Linked DNA regions of Homo sapiens: region 2 is linked to region 1. Evidence: chromatin contacts called from ENCODE Hi-C or POLR2A ChIA-PET data. All regions are on one chromosome and are shown on one strand. The core of a region is the stretch at or near the end of the contact, and the rest is flanking DNA. Distances in the headings are between cores, read along the strand shown.

Region 1 (4,588 bases), core at 621-3,120:
ATACTCACATTTTCTAATTACATGTATTATCTCTGTTGTCAATTCTCATTAAAAACCTAGTGAATTTGTACTATTTTTATCACCATTAAGCAGATAAGGATTGAGATATAGGAAAGAAGCAACTTCGTCAAAGTCACATTGCAAGTCAAAATTCAAACTCAGACTTTTTAATTCTGAAACTTATACTCTGAATTATGGTAGCAGGAGTGATTTCATCTGGCTCACAGAACTGATGAATTATCAGGGATTTTGTGAGCCAGTTGATGTTACATTGGATGTTACATTGTGAGCCAACTGATGTTACATTGGTTGCTTGAAATTGTCCATGGTGGGTGTGGTAGCCAGAATGATGGTCCCCATGAACAAAGTTATGCATGTTTGAATCCCTGGAACTTGTGAAGACATTACTTTGCACGGCGGAAGGAACTTTGTAGATGTGACTAAGGTTAAGGACCTTAAGATGGGAAACCTGGATTACCCAGGTAGACTCAATATAATCACATGAATCCTTGGAAGTAAAGATCCTGTCCCACCTGTGGTCAGAGAAAACAATGTGAAAACAGAAGTAGGGTCAGAGAGATGCAGCATGAGAAGGAAATTGTTATGGCAGCAATAGAAAAGTAAGGAGTTTAGTGGGAGTATTTACTCCAAAGAGATCAGCAAACGTTATATATATTTTTTTTCCTGGAGAGACAGTTGGTAAACACTTACCAGTACATCACTGTTCTTAACCATTATATTACGCCGTATCCTATTAAATAGATGAGAAAGTGCAAGCATGAAAAGGTTAATAACTTCTCCAAAGGACAAAATAGGGATTCAATTGTCTTTATAAAAGTACTTGTTGTAATTAATATATAAACATGTTTTTAATCTTTGCAATAACAAGGAAGTTTAATCAATCTAGATATTTGGTTATCTGTAGATGCAGGCAGAAAGCAACAACAAAACCCCAAAACTACCATTCTCTCATAGAGCTTAAGTTCTAATGAAGCAAAACACAAAATTACCCCTAGGCACAGAGTGTTAATTTGGGGATGGAGGTGGACACTTTCATATAAATACATGTCATTTTGGAAAAGTTCTTAGCCAAATAAGAGAGTTTGAGGTCCCTTTTTTTAGCCTCCTGGCCTTTCATTGCTCTTCTTTCTTCACATGCTACCTCTCCCCTTCTTCCATTTCTTCCCTTTTATGTACCCTTTTATGTACCCTTTTATGTAAACTGAGTCTCATCTAGAAAGGTATTGTTAAAGTTTCTGGCAAATAAGTAGAAGGTTCAAATAGAGTCTCTATTGAAGTCACTACTTTTAAAGAGTCATAGGCAGAGCTACAAAACAAACACAGGATATAGAGGGGCGGTGAGGCACTTAGAAATCGACAATATTAAGTTCCTGTACTCTGAAGGAAGGGCCATATACAGGAACTACGTTCATGGAGAGTCACAGCTCTTGCAAGAGACACAGCACCAAAGCAATGAGGAAGTGAGGAAAAAAACACCACAACACAGGATCTCACTCCTTCTGCCTTTTGATCTCCTGCTAGTGCTTTTCACTAGCCATCTCAACTAGAAGCCAGCCAAGAAGGGAACCTGGGCGGTTCAGTCTGCTGTGGTCAACACCTGGGGCATAGAGAAGGTCAGAGGAAGGATCTGGATAGGAGGCAAATACAGTGGAGAGTTGTCAGCACAAAAATAGATTAAGCTGCAAATGGACACACTGCATTATTTGCATGTTAATAAAGGGATGTACCTGTTTGTGGTTTAAATATATAACCTTCTAATAGTGAAATTTAAGGTAATGTTAAAAAGTATTTTTGGATGCTGAAGACTTCCACCTGACCCTCAGACCACTACCAGTGTGTGACAAGTTACCAACCCTACCACACGCTTCCTGTGTTACTAGAACATGCTGCTGCTTTCAGTCATTCACAAACTTCTAAGCCAGTTCCATTTGCTGATTTATCAAGTTAATGTATTTCAGGGGGAAAACTCTAGAGTTTAAGGAAATAATCAGATATAGATGAGGAAGCCCAGATATTGCAACTAGATTATCTTTTATTCTCTAATTTATTCATGTTTATTTGTGTAAAATGAAATCCCATGGGTTACAGAATGGATCTATGGAACCCTTTGGGGGAAAGGAAGTCTTTCAGCCCTGTGGACATTGTCCTTCCATGGGGAGCCTTGGGGAGGTTATCCACTGATATATTTGGAGCAAAGAAAAATGAGCTTTTGTATCATGTACACACTTAACCAGTAGATGTCATGCAAAGTCCTATGCATGTGTTTCTCTGCTTATTGTTCTCAGTGGAAGAACAGTGTATGAAATTCAGGGAAAAAATTCTCACAGGATTCTAACACCAAGAACTATCTCCTTTGTCTTTGAGAAGCAGCAAGTTTAGTAAAAATCATTTTATATTTTCATACAATTAGGAAAAGACAAGCCAAGTAATCAGATATTGCCAGGTTAGTATTTTAATCTTAAACATAAAATCCTATAATTATTCTTCATTGGATTCTTGCACTGTACTGTTTAATAATAGTGCTGTTTTAAAATGTATGGAGGACAGGATACATTTTACAGTGCCTTCCACTGACATTGATTTTGTTCCTTTGATAAATGATCTGGATTTAAAAAAAAAACTAAATTATAAAGATTTATGATTCAGTGCCCTAGACTGAGGAAATGCTGTTATTCACCACCAAATCTGCTTATTAAAGACAAAAAGAGTTGTTTCTCCACTTACACAAAAAGGATAGCTATACTCTAGTCTAACACTGCTCATACCTTACTAGAATAGTTTTTCATTTCACGCTACATTGATATGAGAATTTTGTCATATGAATTCCCACTTTGTTCTTTCTGTATAAACAAAAATCCCTGCAGATCTACTAACTCCGTTTTCATCTTTATTGTCAGCTATATCGTTTACACTCTTATCCACCATCCCATACGTTTTACTGATTTGCTATTATATTTCTTTTCTAAGTGTCTAACAATTTGTTAGACATCACTGGGCTAAGTGCTGTGTTTTATGGTACCCTATTGGCGATCTCCTAACTATTTAGAAAAAATACATTATTATAATCTAATATATGGGATTCTCTTTTAATTCAAGCTAATGCAAAACACACCATTTACACCCAGTGGATGAATAAACCAATTATGCAAAAACAAATCAACCAAGCTAAGCAGGCAGTGGTTGTTAATGGCAAATGCTTAGGATGTTCAGTGCTAATTTTTTCCTTACATGTAGCCAGAACCTCAGAGTTACAGACCGTAAGACACTTCACTGCCCTTTGTTCAGTTTCCTCACCACAAAAACGAGAGGTTTGTTTTAGGTCAGGAGTTTTCAAATGAAGATGAACTTCAAAATCCACTGGACACCTTAAAAACACAGATTTTCAGTGCTCACTTGAGACTTATGGGACCATATTTTCTCCCTATGAGTAGAGCCAGAGATCGCGTGATTCTGATGCTGTTTTCGGCTTGCTGGTGGTTGGGACTCTGCAAATTGTTTCTCCGTTGTCAGATGATTTCGTAAGTTTTTCCGATAGAATTCACTAGAGGAAGACTGGAGTGCAGAAGGAAGAAAGGATTTCTTCCTTCCTATTCTGTTTCTGACAGCATCACTCTAGAAATGATCCTTCCGCCCTGGAAGAAATAGATGATCCTAGTTTTCAGGCACTTTCTGAACCAGTCACATTCTGACTCCTTGGAGTCCCTGACTCAGAATCCTCACTCCCCATTCGATCCCCTGAGCATCAGTACACACAGGTAGTGGGTCTGTATCAGTCTGCTCTGGCTGCCATAATAAAATACTACAGGCTGGGTCTGTGGTATTTTTTTCTCACAGTTCTTGAGGCAGAAATTCCAAGATCAAAGTTTCTCCGGAGGACTCTCTATTTGGCTTGCAGACAGCTGCCTTCTGGCTGTGTGTCTTTACAGGGCTTTCCTCTGTGTGCACGCATCCCTGGTGCCTCTTCCTCTTCTTATAAGGACATCAGCCATATTGCATTAGGGCCCCCAACTCTTATAATCATATTTAGCCTTAACTGCCTCTTTAAAGATCCTACCTCCACACACAGTCACATTGAGGATTAAGGCTGCAATATATAGATTTGGGGTGGGAGGAGAGACACCATTCAGTTTTTTTTCCTCTGAGGTATGAGTCCAAATCTCACGGAACTCCTCCTTTGATTTCCCAAGCTCCCAATGCCAGATGGCCAGCCCACTATCAGATATCTGAGTCACAACTCCGTGGACACTCCTCTGAGTGACAAGGCTCTGATAACCTAAAACCGTCCCCTTTGTTTGTCTCAGTTGGAGCAGTGGTAGCTGCTGCCTGCATTTACTATGTCATGTTAGCCTTAATGTTGCCGTCGGCTGTTCCTGTCCTTCAGTACCTGCTTAACCAATTCCACTTCCAATCTTCTCCACTGAAATACCTAATATAGTTTCTGTGTCCTGGCTGATAGCCTGTTGGGCATTAGTGAACTAGCCTTGTGAATGTCTAGATGAAGAATTGTCCAGGAAATGGGAAGAACGAGTACAGAGCACTATTTGAGAAACAGCTAGGGGGGCAATGT
Region 2 (4,588 bases), core at 1,050-3,549, 170 kb after region 1:
TCAATGGCAATCCCGCCTGCGAGAAGAAGCTCTTGCTTTTTTCTGAATACTGATACATGTGGTCAGAATATTAGAGAAGGAAGGATGGTCTAGAAGCAATAAAACAAAATTCTAGTTTCACTCTTACTGCAATTCCAAAAAAGCAATTATATTTTAGCAATAGTAAAGCCCGTGAAATCTCTATCACATTATAATTTTTCCCTCACTTTTAGAGCCATATTTTACCTTGCTATGTGACCAAGAGATTTTTTAACCCTAAGTCTAATCTTGAGATTTCTATTTCATTTTCATTTTATTTCTATAAGTCATACTTTCAGAGGCAAGGCTCCTTCAGTGTAATTGATATGCCTGTCTTACAAGAGCTTAACGTTAGGGGAATAACTTTCCCCTTCCTTTTCGAACATACCTAGTGATAACAATACTCAAAACTAATGTTCGAATACAGCTTTAAAACATATCTTAAGCAACAAAAATATTTGTTCATGCAACCAACAAAGATTATTTTCTCCACTATTCTAGTTGAATTTGTATCTATTTAATAGGAAACGCAGAACTATCATGTGACCAAAGACTGAGTTAGTTTCTCTCACATAGTTTCTTTCATTTTGGGTTACTTCCTCTATATTTCAAAAAAAAAGTACGAGGCTTGGGGTAGTTACAGGACACAAGTTTGTGTTGCTAGAAAATACGGGGCAAAACTGTGAGCCCCAAAATGCTGACTCCACATTTAATGCCATTTTTATTAAGCCCCATTAGTAATAAAAAATAATATTAATGATATTTATGAAGTACTCACTCTGAAATTGTAGATGTGCAGGACACTATAGGCTTTATTTCATTTAATCTTAACAACACTATGACATAAATATTAGAATTGTTCCCACTCTACAGATGAAGAGATTAAAATAAAGGATAAAATAATAAAAATGGCATTGCTTCCTGAGCTAGAATGTATTCAAGTGGCGAGTTCCAGAGTGCCCACAGCTAACCACTTAGCTGTACTGTTCCCAAACACTTCACTTGAAAAAGAAAGGAAGTACCATGTAGAACTTTCTCATATCATAAGTATTTTGCACCAAATTGTACATTACATTCCTCAAATAATTCACAGAATCACTCATCAAAGATAAGTTCTATCTTTCAGGAGCTTCATGTGCACATGTAAATTCAAATCTACCTTTGCATCCACACAATTATTTTTTTAAAAGTAAGAATGAATGCTAGTGTCTTAGTCCATCCAGGATGCTATAAAAAGCACTATGAACTAGGTGGCTTATAAACAACAGAAACTCATTTCCCAGAGTTCTGAAGCCTGGGAAGTTCAAAGTCAAAGTGCTAGTAGAGGTGATGTCTGGTGAGGACCGTATTCTAGGCTGCAGACTGACAACTTTTCATTGCATTCTCACATGGCAGAAAGATGGTGAGAGACCTCTCTGGGGTTCCTTTTATAAGAGCATGAATCTCACTCATGAGAGCTCCACCCTCATGACTTTATCATCTTTCAAAGGCCCCCACCTCCTAATACCATAATATTGGTGAATAAGTTTTAATATATGGATTTCAGAGAGTGGTGGAGAGAAACATTCAGATTGTAGCAGGTAGTAAAGACAATGGGAAAAAGATAGAAGACAGAGATAAATGAAGAACCAGCTCAGCCCCTCTTATTCCCAGACCAAACTGAGGGTCAGGCTGCTCTTTCCTGTGGCCCAATAACTGGATGCAGATGAACTGGGGAGGAAGAGAGTTTTTATTTCTGTAACCAGTTACAGGGAGAAGGCCTGAAAATTATTGCCAGGCCAACTCAAAATTACAAAGTTTCCCAGAGCTCATATAACCTTCTAAGCTGTATGTCTATGTGTAAGTGTGGATTCACCTAAAGACATATGGGATTAACTTCTTTTAATCTATAACTAAGGTCTGAGTCCTGAAGACCCTCCTCTGGAGCCTCAGTAAATTTACTTAATCTAAAGGGGCCCAGGTGCTGGGGTGATTATCTTGTCTCCTGCTAAATCACGGAGGTTTGGGGAGTTCTTTCAGGCTTACAACAAACTTGTTTTTGGAGGCCTGGGGAGTTTCTTCAGACCCACAATAAAACTTGTTTAATCCTAAATGGGTCCTGTTAAGAATTCCTTCTTTATTTTTTCATGCTTTAAGGCCAAGGAAAAGCTTAGGCAAAACTCTTGGTGGGCTCTTTGTTACATTCCAGCCTTTGTATAAGGGCACTGGCTTTTAGTATTTAACTTAACCACTTAGTCAGTACTGAAAGAGTTGTTATGCGTTAGTGAAACCTGGCCTGCCACGCTCTCTTCTCTTTCACAGTGAGTTGAACCAAGGTGATGATTTATAAAGGTATGTGGGAAGTCCCAACATGCTTATGAACATGCTGTTAAAAATGTTCATTTCTGGGAATTGAACCTCAAAGTCCTGATTAAACTTTTTAGCTTATTTCCTAAAGTCCAGTGTGCCGCAAGGCTTTGTAGAGGTTGTATTTGAACAAAGTCTAAGATGGGCTAGGGAGATAACCAGGATGAAAGAAAAATGAAGCTTTGCTCTCTTTCCTTTTTCTTAGTTGGGGACAGGTAATTTTGTAAGAAAAGACATGTTTGAAAGATGAATGAGTCATTTTGCGGGTGATATTGGCAAGAACATTTAGCTTCCTGTGACCACATAGCAATGTTCTTAAAACAGGTTTTGATGTTCAGAGATGAAAGTACCTAACATAGAAAGAGGCATGAATATTCTTGAAAAGAGCTCATATTAACACTAAGTATGTTATCAGGATTATTTTACAAATGATCAAGGCTGCAGTTCCCACTTCCCATATTTCAGTTCATTCCCTGCCAGCATTCTTTGAATTAATTGATACTATCATATTCTATCAATTCTAAGACACTTGAGTTTTCCACATATTACCATCTCGAAAATAGAAATGCATTTTGTAGTTGGCATCATGTGATTGTAAATTGGCAGTTGTTTTTTTTCCTTCCTTTTTCAGGGAAACAAAATAATGAAGTCTCATAATCAGTGCTATCTTCAGATTAATGACATTCTCTATTCAGGAGGTAAAAGGAGACAGTGCTGTTTTTTTGTGTTATTTCTATAAACACAATAACTTATATTGTATGATTCAGAGGGCACTAAACAACTGATTGTAATCTCTGATTATCACACATGACGCCTGACATTCCAAGACTAGTAACCGATTCTTTAAAAGTAAATATTGTTTATTCCTAAAGCTTTAACTCTGAATACTATCTCGTTTGGCAATACTTTGGACTAATCTCTAGGATCCAGAAATCCATGGTTATAATTCACAGTTTCATAAACCTAAAATTGTGTGTGTTAACACTTTTGTGTGTGTATGTGTATATAGCAGATACTTTTAATTCCCTGCCCATATCCTCTTGGCATTAATTTTCACACACACCTGATTGTTTACATGAAAAACTGCAAATTTTTTGAGGGTTTTTTAATATTATGTGTGCACATTTTACTTGCACCTAAAGCAAGCCACAAGTGCTTGGGAGATAATGATCATAGAAGCAGCCTTTGAAAATTATGGAAGGGGCATTGGTAGATAAATATTTCCATTTCTGTGCTCTTGGTTGGGATACCTCTGAGGAATATCGTATACTATCTCCAGATTTCCTCAGTAGGATTGAGTTCTGATTGTCCACAATGATAGCTGGCTTTATCATGAAATTTTATTGGCTTATTTTCTTTACCTCTCTTATTTCCACACTCCTGTGCCAAATTAACTATTTGCCCTTGAATCCTAATAGTTTATACACATATTGTCTCTCTGTGTGTCTGTGTGTGTGCATGCACATTTTTTTAGAGAAAATGTGCTGTTTAATCAAATATGTTTGATTAAGAACAACTATCTTATTATGAATTTGTTAGCTCTTTTAAAAATAGGATCTGATTCTGAAAAGAGAGCTGTGAAAGAATTAGCCCAGCATGCTCCTTGTATGCCTCCATGGAACCTTGGAACCACAATTTACCTTTGACCAACTTCTGGTAATCTGGGCCTCAGAAGACTCTTTATGTTGACGATTGATGATTCTGTTGTATACACCTGGAGAATAGACTATGCCATGTGAGCTTCTCAAGCTTAACATCAAGATTGATGATGTGTACCTAGTTTTATTGTTGGGTTCCTGAGTTGTTGTTACCATGGCTGGTTGTGCAGCAGGAGGTATCTACACGAAGAGCCTACATAAAAGCCTTCTCTTGGCAGATTCTCCTTTTATATGTCCTTGTAGTTCACATCAAAAGAAAAGCACATCCTATATAATGAGGACTAGGAATCGTGTATTTGTCCTCTCTAAACTCTGCCTAATGCCTGCCTTCCTATTGTTCTTGCTCTGTACCCTTTTGCTCTAATGAAACTTGGCTATGAGTACAACCTCTGTTGCATCTTATGAGTCCTAGAGAGTAAACCTACTTGAGAATGTTCTTGAGACCTCTGAAACAAGCACCAAGTAAATTTTGGTAGGAATGCAGAGAGCAGAAATGTTTACTCCTAGGACACCTTCTAGGGAAAGGCGTGCCAAATTGACGGTTTCACATTTGGGGTAGATGGAGG

The links. Hi-C counts contacts between places; a loop is a spot of excess contacts on that map. ChIA-PET counts read pairs that join two places held with the same protein, here RNA polymerase II (POLR2A). Pooled maps may share reads with other maps.
Region 2: a map with no recorded cell type shows a loop between it and region 1 (7-fold over the local background). The contact joins two enhancer-like sites. A Hi-C loop is called at or near these places in 1 of 37 single-sample maps with no recorded cell type and 10 of 50 pooled maps. POLR2A ChIA-PET finds 5 or more read pairs at or near these places in 1 of 52 experiments (GM12878).

The regions. Positions count from the first base shown.
Region 1 is chr4:36,384,626-36,389,213 of GRCh38, forward strand. No RefSeq gene overlaps it. Among named protein-coding and RNA genes, the nearest start is that of MIR1255B1, 40 kb to the right of the region's middle. RefSeq lists an enhancer at 1,440-1,639. Within about 2 kb of position 1,871, at least 6 of the 41 ENCODE cell types and tissues checked have a DNase peak (open chromatin) inside an H3K27ac peak, as active enhancers do.
Region 2 is chr4:36,549,477-36,554,064 of GRCh38, forward strand. All of the region lies in intron 3 of LINC02505 (long intergenic non-protein coding RNA 2505), which reads right to left. Among named protein-coding and RNA genes, the nearest start is that of LINC02505, 90 kb to the right of the region's middle. Within about 2 kb of position 2,300, at least 3 of the 41 ENCODE cell types and tissues checked have a DNase peak (open chromatin) inside an H3K27ac peak, as active enhancers do.